Regions from separate parts of the Homo sapiens genome. Here region 1 is linked to region 2. A link is a contact called in ENCODE Hi-C or POLR2A ChIA-PET data. All regions are on one chromosome and are shown on one strand. Each heading gives the region's core, a stretch centred on a gene start or an enhancer-like site at or near the end of the contact. The rest is flanking DNA. Distances are from core to core; before and after follow the strand shown.

Region 1 (5,217 bases), core at 669-3,168, 35 kb after region 2:
ACGGCATGTTTGCAAAGGGTCCTTGAGGAAATGTGGGGATGAAGAACAAGATGAGACAGGATGGGAAGATGAGGGCAGATTCTCAAGAGCTTTGAATGTATATGAGTAACAGAAATCTCTATAGGGTGTTAAGATTAAGGGCTGCCATGGATGGAAGGAAAGAGTTAAAGCTACATTTTCATAGCACTTTACATAGTATGAGGAAGTGTCAATGTCCAAATTGTAGAATAGGGTTGCCAATGGAGATTATAAGGTTTTCCTTTAATACACTCTTTGGTTTGTTCATTGCATTCAACACTGCAATGAAATTGTGTTTTTATCTTAAGTGTGATGGGAAGCTGCTATTGTTTTAAAGCAAAGATTGACGTGCTTGTGTTTCTGTGCTATCTTTTTGGAGTGAGAAGACATTGGAGGCAAAGAGGCTGTTCCTTATAACTAACATTTTTTGCTTTATCAGCTTGGGGTACAACATGAGGTCATATATCTTTTTTCTTTTTCTCTTCTTTTCTTTTTTTTTTTTTTAAGACGGAGTCTCGCTCTGTCACCCAGGCTGGAGGGCAATGGCATGATCTCGGCTCACTGCAGCCTCCGCCTCCCAGGTTCAAGCAATTCTCCTGCCTCAGCCCCCAAGTGGCTGGGATTACAGGCGCATGCCACCGTGCCCAGCTAATTTATTATTTTTATTTTTTAGTAGAGATGGGGTTTTGCCACGTTGTTCAGACTGGTCTGGAACTCCTGACCTCAGGTGATCCACCTGCCTCTGCCTCCCAAATGCTGGGATTACAGGCGTGAGCCACCGTGCCCAGCCAAGGTTATATATCTTTTAATATTAAATGAAATTATTCTTTGACCTCATCTCATCTGCTTATAATCTCATCTGTTTATTCCAAGAGTACCTTTTTCCCTTTCTATTGTCCCATAGCCCCACCCCCACCCCCTGCCTCAAGTCAGGTGCAGGAAATCCAGTGGTCTGGTGAAGTCCCTACCCACTGCATCAAAATTCAAGAGGGTGAAGTCAATCGTTGCTCTTTGCTTTGATTTGAGCCCCAGCTTTCTGGTTGGAGGATAGAAAACGGAAACTCTGAGGAACTGGAGATATCAGGGAGATAGTGAGAGGGGGAACTTGGAAAAGTAATGCCATAAAGTTATGAACTCCAGAGCTCACCTGCAGACTGTGTCTGTCAGGGGTGGAGGAGTCTGCTCCTTATTCACATACCAAAGGCATTGAATGGGGTGACATGAACAAAAGCAGGTAGAGTAAGGAACTCTGGAATTCTGCCCCACCATAAAAGCAACAACAAAGTTGGCAAAAACTGTCAGAGTCTATATCTTGTGGCACTCTGGAAATTAAGCAATGGCTTATTAAGCAACCTAGGGCATTCTTATTTAAACAAAATGGCTGGATCTTGATAAGAAAAGTGAGCTTTGTGACATTTTAACTTAGCCCTGTCCTATCCTCTGCTCTCCAGTTGAGTAGTCACCTTGAAAACAACAACCTGCATTCCTAGTACCAGTAGGAGCAGAAAGAATCTCATATGCAAAGAATTATAATTACTTGTTTTGTAATTACAGGGCAGCTCCTTGAAAGCCTAGCTGAAAGGTTCGTCTGTATTTCACCTGAGTTGGAACAGGCCCAGTACTAAAGCTTCTAGTTAGAAGGGGTGGAGGAAGGGTTGTCAAAAACATTTACAGGCAAAGGGTTTAGTGCTTGCTCCCTGAGGTGACGGATGACAGCTGGGGCAAACAATAGACTAACCAAAAAACTAGGGAGAAAAACTGATGTCCATAAGAGCTTTGAAAAGCTCTAACACATTCCTGGGAATTTAGAAAGCTATGTGCATGCATAGGGCTGTGTGTATACTCAGGAAGACCTGAGAAGGCTATAAGCTCATTTCTGGCTGACTTGATCTTGAGGCTCTGTGCAAGCAGGAAGTGAAAGCTAAAGCAAAGATGTAAACTGCCTGAGTGTTGAAGATGTGCCCCTATATACACATACAGCTTCTCAGAAAAGACTAGAAGATTTTGTTGTTTTTGTTCCACACATTTAAGGAAATCTCTAAGTATTAACTGACCACTAAGCTAATAAAATACAAACTTCAGTGGCCACACAACATAAAGAATATAGACTTTACAATATTATTTCAGAAAAATCACTAAGCAAACAACAACTACAAAAATCACTAAACAAACAACAAACAACAACTACACTAAACAAACAACAACTACACTAAGCAATAACAACAAGCCTGAGAGGGGAGAGAATCTGATTTCTAGAATTGCCACATTATAATACTCAACATGTCCACTTTTAAATAAAAATGACAAAACATGCAAAGAAATAAGAAACTATGGTCCACACACAGGAAAAAGGACAATCTTAAAAACCATCCCTTAGGAATCCTGGATATTAGATGTTTTAGCAAAGAGTTTAACTCAACTATTTTAGCTATTTTAAATATATTTAAAGACCTAAAGGAAATCATCTCTAAAGAACTAAAGGAAAGTATGAGAAGGATTTTTCACCAAATAAGGGACTATCAATAAAGAGGTGGAAATTATATCAAGTAGTAGACGAGGTCTCAAAAAAAAAGAGGTAGAAATTATATATATTTTTAAAAAAATAGGTCAGGCACAGTGACTCATGCCTGTAATCCCAGAGCTTTGGGAGACCAAGGAGGGAGGATTGCTTGAAGCCAGGAGTTCAAGACCAGCCTGGGCAACAGAGCAAGACACCATCTACATAAAATCATTTTTAAAACTGGACAGGCATGGTGGTGCATATCATGGCAACTGGCAGAGCATGGTGGTGCCGGTAGTCCTAGCTACTTGGGAGGCTGAGGTGGGAGGATTGCTTGAGCCCAGGAATTCAAGGCTGCAGTGAGCTGTGATCTTGCCACTGCATTCCAGCCTGGACAATAGAGCAAGACAGTGTCAAAAAAAAAAAAGAAAAAAAAAAAGAAAAAGAAAGAAATGAAGGAAGGGAAGGAAATTCTGACATTGGAAAGTACAATAACTGAAATGAAAAATTCACTCTAGAGGCCCAATAGCACATTTGAGCAGGTAGATTAAAGAATCAGCAAACTGGAAGATAAATCAGTTAAAAATTACCCAGTCTAAGGAACAGGGGGAGGAAATGAAGAGAAATTGAACAGTCTGAAACCTGTAGAACACCATCCAGCAGAACAACATAGGCATCATGAGAGTTATAGAAAGAGAGAAGGGAAACTGGCAGAAACAATATTTAAAGAAATAATGGCCAAAATTTTACAAATTTAATGAAAGATACGAATCTACATATCCAAGAAGCTCAATGAACTCCAAGTAGGATAAACTCAAGGAGATCCATACCAATTAACGTTATAGTCAAACTGTTAAAAGCCAAAGGAAAAGAATCTTGAAAGCAGCAAGAGAGAAGCAACTCATCACATGGAAAGGATGCTTAATTAGATTAAAAAAGCTGACCTCTCATCAGAAGCCAGGAAGACCAGAAGACCTTGGGATGACATAGTCAATGTGCTGAAAGCAAAACAATGTCCACTAAAAATTATATATGCAGCAAAACTATCCTTTAAAAATGAAGGATAAATTAAGATATTCCCAGATAACCAAGAACTGAGAGAATTCATTACTAGCAAACCTACTATGAGGGATACTAAAGATAGTTTTTCAGGCAGAAATGAAAAGACATAAGACAATAACCTAAGATCCACATGAAGAAATAAAGAGGACCAGTAAATTTAACTACATAGGTAAATATAAAAGGCATTATAAATGTATTTTTTGTTTGTAACTACTTTTTATTTTCTACATGATTTACAAGACAACCACATAAAGCAATCATTACAAATCTATGTTGATGGGTACACAATGTACAAAGTTGTAACTTGTGATAATAACAGAATAACATGGGGGGAGGATGGAGCTTTATAAGAGTAAACTTTGTGTATATTATTGAAAATAATTGGTGTTAGGCCAGATGCAAGGGCTCACACCTCTAATCCCAGCACTTTGGGAGGCGAAGGCAGGTGGATCACCTGAGGTCGAGAGTTCAAGACCAGCCTGGCCAACATAGTGAAACCCCATCTCTATTGAAAATACAAAAATTAGCCTGTGTGGTGGCACATGCCTGTAATCCCAGCTACTCAGGAGGCTGAGGCACGAGAATCACTTGAACCTAGGAGGCAGAGGTTGCAGTGAGCTGAGATCTTGCCACTGCTCTTCAGCCTGGGCAACAGAGTGACACTCCATCTCAAAAAAAAAAAAAAAAGTAATTGGCATTAAATTAAAGTAGACTGTTATAAATTAAGATGTTACTGATAATCCCCAGGGCAAGCACTAAGAAAATAACTGAAAAACATATGATAAAAGAAAGAACAAGAGCCAGGTGTGGTAGTGCATGCCTGTAGTCCCAGCCACTCAAGAGGTTAAGGCAGGAAGATCACTTAAGCCCAGGGGTTCAAGGCCAGCCTAGGAAACATAGCAGGGCCCCATATCTTAAAAAAGAAAAGAAATACTAAGTGAATTAAAATGATACACTAGAAAATACCTATTTAACACAGAAGAAAGCAGTAATGATGGAGTTGAGGGACAAAAAAAAAGACATAACATATAGAAAATAAATAGCAGTATGGCAGAGGTAAGTTCTTCCTTACCAGTAATTATATTAAATGTAAATAGATAAAGCTCTCTAAGACAGAGACTAGCACAATGAATATTTAAAATATGGTGTAATTACATGCTATCTGCAGAGACTCACTTCAGATTCAAAGATTTTTAAAGTTTTAAAGTAAAAGGATGGATAAAGACATTTCATGCAAACAGTAATAAAAAAATAGTTGGAGTGGCTACACCTATCAGGTAAAATAGACTCTAAGACAAATATTGTTACTAGAGACAAAGAAGGACATGATAGACATGATATAATGATTAAAAAGGTAACTATATCAAAAAGATATAACAATTATAAACATATATGCACCCAATAGCAGAGCCTCATAAGATATGAAGCAAAAACTGACAGAATTGAAGGGAGAAGCAGATAGTTCTCAAATAATAGTTGTAGGCTCTAATATTCAACTTTCACTAATATTAGAACTAGACAGAAGTTCATTAAGAAAATAGAAGCCTTAGCCAATACTATATGCCAACTCAAGGTAACAGACATCAGTAGAACACTCAATGACAGCAAAATATATATTCATTTTATAAGCATATGGA
Region 2 (5,518 bases), core at 1-2,500:
TGTGGAAGGTCACAGAGATCACGAGCTTGGCATCACCCTTCCCCAGGGGAAGGGATGGTTCTTGTCCTTGCTTCAGTCCCACCCAGGGCCCTGATCCCAGGAGGGACGGGTAAAGGCTTGACTGGGTAGTGTCAGCATTTCAAACTACAACAGCACATTCGCTGCAATGAGCCTGTCGGTTGTCCAAAACACCAAACGTTCCTGCTTTGGGGGGAATGATGCCACCCACAGAGGGGCCCTGAGTCATCCTGTTCAGCAATGGTTCTGTACCTGGCAGACATGCCAATGCTTGATGCATGAATATACAGCAGACAAATCAGTTGTCACCAAATAAATGCAATTCATGAAAAAGCCCTTTTTTGACAGACAGAGCCCATGATTGGGTGTGTGGGGTAACAGCAGTTTAGGTGGGGAGGCTGGAGCCACACATCGCATGGCAGTTCTTGGTCTTGCTGCCACCAGGACACAGGCAAGACAGGGGACCAGGCCTCTGTGGTGACGTGTGCCTGCCCTTATCACAGTCACTCACCCACACGGCACCCTGGTCATGCTGCCTGCCCATGCAGCTCCTCCTGGCACAACTTCTCAGTCAAGGAAACAAATGGTGGAGACTGGGCAGGCCAATGCCAGGAGGGCTGAGATTTTGAATCCTCTTCAATCTATTTTTAAAAGGAAACAATAATTTACAGACATGGATGGAACATGTAGAGGCCAAACTGAGAAGAAAGGAGAGGGGAGATGGGGAGTGTTTACCCAAGATAAAGAGCAAAGAGTACCATGCTGGAGTGCTCTGGAATCTGGCGTTCGGAATACCCTTTCCTCTGTGTTTCCAGTCGCCCCCCTCCCCTGTGTCTCTGAGAGGCCACTCACAGGCTCCCGGCCCTTGGTCCCTGCAGGTGAATGCTTTGGAGCAAGCGATGCTAGATGCTTTAGTCTTAGATCGTGTCGACTTTGTGAAGCTCCTGATTGAAAACGGAGTGAACATGCAACACTTTCTGACCATTCCGAGGCTGGAGGAGCTTTATAACACAGTGAGTGCTCTAGAAAAAGGGAAGGAAGCGGGAGGCAGCCACCTAAATGTGTTTGTCACTGGTGCATATTGTGCATAAATGTGCTCATCTGACCTCCTTCAGCTGGGAGGTCCGTACTTAATGGCAGGCGGCTACTTCTCACCTGCTGCTGGCCACAGCCTGTGTTCATATTCTCACCACCTCCTGCCATGCCTCGCCAGTCACTCCTTTCTCAGGCAGTATTAACTCTTGTCCCGCATTTAAGGGTGGTGTGTGAGTACTTGTTGCTACAAAGAGGGAATCTAGCTCCCCAAGCCATTAGCAGAGTGAAATGTCACCAAGGGTGAGAAGTCAATTGTTCCTTGGGACCCTCACATTTGATGAGGCTTTGGGGTAAAACATAGAGCTAAGTTTCACACCCAGGAGCTCTGCTGGAAGGGTTTGAATGAAATTCCCTTGGCTTATATTATTACAATATAAGTTTTGAGAATTTACATTTCCTTCCCTATTGTAAGATTTTAAGTAGCAGAAATGATCCTCAGCAGCTGCTTGCTAAAACTTGGTGAATTTTTTTTTGTTTGTTCTGAGACAGAGTCTCTCTTGTTGCCCAGGCTGGGGTGCAGTGACATGATCTCAGCTCACTGCAGCCTCAACCTCCTAGGCTCAAGCCATCCTCCGATCCCAGCCTCCTGAGTATCTGGGACTACAGGTGCACACCACCACACCCAGCTAATTTTTAAAAATTTTGTAGAGACAGGGTTTCGACATGTTGCCCAGGTTGGTCTCAAACTCCTAGCCTCAAGTGATCCACCTCCCTTGGCCTCCCAAAGTGCTGGGATAATAGGCTCAAATATACTAATTTGAGCCACTGATTCTGGCCAACTTGATGAATTATTAACACTATATTGTGCACCTTAAGATACTCTTTTAAAAAAATGCAACAGAAAGTATTTCACAACTTTTGAAATGTGTTGGATACTTTCTAACCATGACCAGCTCTGTTTTGTAAAAGAAAAAGGCTGGTGTGGGTTACACTCCAGCTCTCACAATTCATTAATTATATAGAGTAGGGCAGGATTTTGCTCGAAGAGTTCAAGAAAAAAACTTATTTATTTATTTATTTATTTATTCATTCTTAGACGAGGTCTCACTTTATCACCTAGGCTGGAGTATAGTGGTGCAATCTTAGCTCACTGCAGCTGCCTCCCCGGTTCAAGTGATCCTCCAACCTCAGCCTCCCTAGTAGCTAGGATTACAGGTGCCCACCACCACGCCCAGCTAATTTTTGTATTTTTAGTAGAGATGGGGTTTCACCATGTTGGCCAGGCTGGCCTCAAACTACTGACCTCAAGTGATCTGCCTGCCTTGGCCTCCCAAAGTGCTGGGACTACAGGCGTGAGCCACCGCGCCTGGCCAAGAAAAACATATTTAACACACATGAATGCTTCTCTTTCAGAGACTGGGTCCACCAAACACACTTCATCTGCTGGTGAGGGATGTGAAAAAGGTCAGTCTACTGTTTTACAATTCTTACCTGTTGGCATCTTTCACAAAATCATTTCTTAAGAGCAAGTTTTAAATTTTCAAAATGTATTATTATTCCAGGCACAGGAGATAATGAATTCCTTCTTTCGTAAAGAGTCTATTTAAAACTAAGAAAGCAAAGGATAATCTTTTTTAAGTTGCATGTTCATCCAAATCCATGATAGGGACACTGTCAGTGACAGCCGGATTATAGGTTGACGCCAGCGCCAGGCCAGGGCGGCCACTGGGTGGGGTTGGGGAAGGGGGTGGCCTGGCTGCTGACCTGAGCCCCGCTGTCTGTCCATGCAGCCTCTCGTTCTGTCCCTCCTTTGAGATCTCTCACCCACTGCCTGTGGCTCTTTCCAGAAGCACCGGCAGGAGGTTCCTCAAGTCATTCTGTGTCCTGTTGATTGCAGCTGCTGTTCTTGGCCCTTTCTGCCACCTTGTTATCAAGGGATAGATGCTTTCCCCAGCCTGAATATTGTTTAATCCCCCACCCACCCACCTGTTACATGAACTCCCAAGTGGGGGCCAGGACAGCCACTTACCCCCTAGACGTGTGATGAAGTCCACACTGCGAACGCATTCTCACAGGGCCTGAGACCAGACTTCTTTTACAGAGCAACCTTCCGCCTGATTACCACATCAGCCTCATAGACATCGGGCTCGTGCTGGAGTACCTCATGGGAGGAGCCTACCGCTGCAACTACACTCGGAAAAACTTTCGGACCCTTTACAACAACTTGTTTGGACCAAAGAGGGTAGAACTCAGTGCCTGTGTAGTGTTCTGTGGTTCGCGAGTACCATGTGGTTCCTCGCTTGCTTTTCAACAACTTGGCCGGTTCAGAGCCAAGCCCTTCGCCCTGTCCCCAGCACAGCTGTCCTGCCTCCTACAGTGCTCTCAGGCCAGAGCCACGGCATTCTCCAGCTCCCCTGAGCACGGGCCGCCCCGCCCATCCATTGCATTTGCCCTCCTTTTCTATCCACAGCAGACTTCCTCCTGGGCTCCGGGGCTACTGTCTGCCTGCTCCAGCCTATTCTACTATCCCACCACTGTACCTGCCATAATCTTCCAAAGCAAGGGACATGCCTGCATTCCCTGCTTCAAGCCTCCCAGAGCTCCTCACTGCCTGGAGAATCGTATCCAAACTCATTATCACAGCAGCCAAGGCCCTCCACCAGCTGGCCCTCACCCACATGGGAGACCACATACCTGCACCAAAATCAAATCCTGTGATCAAATCAAAGACGTGTACCTGCCACGTCTTTCCCCACTATCAGTGCCTTTCCCACCCTTATCAAAAGTCCAACTCAAATGTCTGATCTTTCATGATGCCCTCCTCTCACACCCACCTTACAGCCCCACAGCTCTCTACATGTCTATTAGGGAACTTCTCGGTTTCTACCTGGAATAAGGGCCACGCGTCTGCTGAGCTTTCTTCTCAATTAACTTCTGCTGACAGAAGAAGAGTTTCTATATTAAAGCACTTCTTTTCCTTGGATATTATCATTAATTGTTAATGATACAAAGTGCTTTTTAATCCATTCGTATGTCCACTATCAACAATACTGCTAATGTACTACTAACATTAGTTATCTAAGTAAATTGATTTTTTTTCTTCCTCTTTCACCATGCAGCCTAAAGCTCTTAAACTTCTGGGAATGGAAGTAAGTAGAACTTGTTTTCAACAGTTTTATAATATCCTGGTCAAATATACATAGCCCTTTTAAGTTCTGTATTTGCGAATATACGATACTACTCACCAAAATTTACCTAGATGTCTTAGTCAAATTATATAAAAGGACCATATATACATTTTCTTTAATGGGGATAAAAGCTGCACAATCCATTTCTAGAACTAACAAAACCACAGTTTCAAAAGCAAAGATTAAGCAAACAAAAAAACTAGAGAGGAACACCACTTACGTATGCAAAAACCATAAGTAAAAAACCAAAAATAACACCAAAAAGAATTCAATAGACTATTTTCATAGTCCTAAATCAAAGTAGAGTCCTCCAAGAATGCAAATACAATGCAGTGTTAGTCTTTAATATATTGCATCATATCTATGACCATCTCTCAGCAGGTGCTAATGAAGAATTTGAAACACATGTAAAACATATGCCTTACTTTGTTAAAAAATATATAGTTTTCTCAAAATAGAATGATAAAATACTTTCTTGGAATGATTAAAATACACGTATATCTTAGAGCAAGGGAAACGTATGATGAGCAGTGCATCCCTGAAGTCATGTCCATGAGAATCAAGAACAAGACAAGCATGCCCAATATCATTGGCGTCATCTACTGTTTTATAATTCTTACCTATTGGCATCTTTCACTAGTCCCCAAAAGTGTTCTGGAAATTGAACCACAAGGAAAAATAAATGCTAAAAAAAGAATACCCAAGAAAGGGAGAAATTATTATCAGCAAAAAAATTTGGGGGGAGTTAGAAAATCCAGGAAAATCAACTAAAGTTCCCTCACAATAGGACAAAAGTACCAGAAATTACCTTTACTAGCAACCGTAAGAACAATGTCCCAGACCTAAAAATATTTAAATGAATGGAAGAAATGCCATATTGTGGAATATTAGGATTGACTCTTGGAAACATTCTTTTTAAATAAATTTATGAGCTAAACAGCATCCCGATTCTTCATGGATTCAGTGTAGACGGCTTTCATTCTGTGTTGACAATTAAGACTGTCCTTTAACACGGTGCTCCTGGAAGGGTTATGAGCTTTCTGTGATCTCCTGTTCTCTCAAACTCTCCAGGTCAGGGTTTATTTATTCCATGAAGGTTTGGTGGACTCACCTGTAAAATTTCCGGGTCCAGTCCTATTTCTTAGAAGTGTGCATTTCATAATACTACTTCATAATAGCCATTATAAATATAAGTACATTTCAGGCTTTTTATTTTCTAGAGTCAACTTTGGTCATTTATAGTTTCCTAAAATGACTTATTTCATCTAGACTTTCAA

What was found. Hi-C counts contacts between places; a loop is a spot of excess contacts on that map. ChIA-PET counts read pairs that join two places held with the same protein, here RNA polymerase II (POLR2A). Pooled maps may share reads with other maps.
Region 1: a loop to region 2 is called in a pooled map, with 2.0 times the contacts of the local background. The contact joins two enhancer-like sites. A Hi-C loop is called at or near these places in 5 of 168 maps with a recorded cell type or tissue (B cell, endothelial cell of umbilical vein, heart right ventricle and 2 more), 25 of 37 single-sample maps with no recorded cell type and 15 of 50 pooled maps. POLR2A ChIA-PET finds 5 or more read pairs at or near these places in 5 of 52 experiments (Caco-2, OCI-LY7, activated B cell and 2 more).

Annotation. Positions count from the first base shown.
Region 1 is chr15:31,010,717-31,015,933 of GRCh38, reverse strand. All of the region lies in intron 27 of TRPM1 (transient receptor potential cation channel subfamily M member 1), which reads left to right. Among named protein-coding and RNA genes, the nearest start is that of TRPM1-AS1, 14 kb to the left of the region's middle. Within about 2 kb of position 1,918, at least 6 of the 41 ENCODE cell types and tissues checked have a DNase peak (open chromatin) inside an H3K27ac peak, as active enhancers do; they include B cell, where a contact is called at or near this core.
Region 2 is chr15:31,044,888-31,050,405 of GRCh38, reverse strand. TRPM1 (transient receptor potential cation channel subfamily M member 1) reads left to right here. Exons shown (of 28, transcript NM_001252024.2): 13 at 897-1,031; 14 at 2,467-2,517; 15 at 3,155-3,295; 16 at 4,173-4,202. Among named protein-coding and RNA genes, the nearest start is that of MIR211, 17 kb to the left of the region's middle. Within about 2 kb of position 1,250, at least 2 of the 41 ENCODE cell types and tissues checked have a DNase peak (open chromatin) inside an H3K27ac peak, as active enhancers do; they include B cell, where a contact is called at or near this core.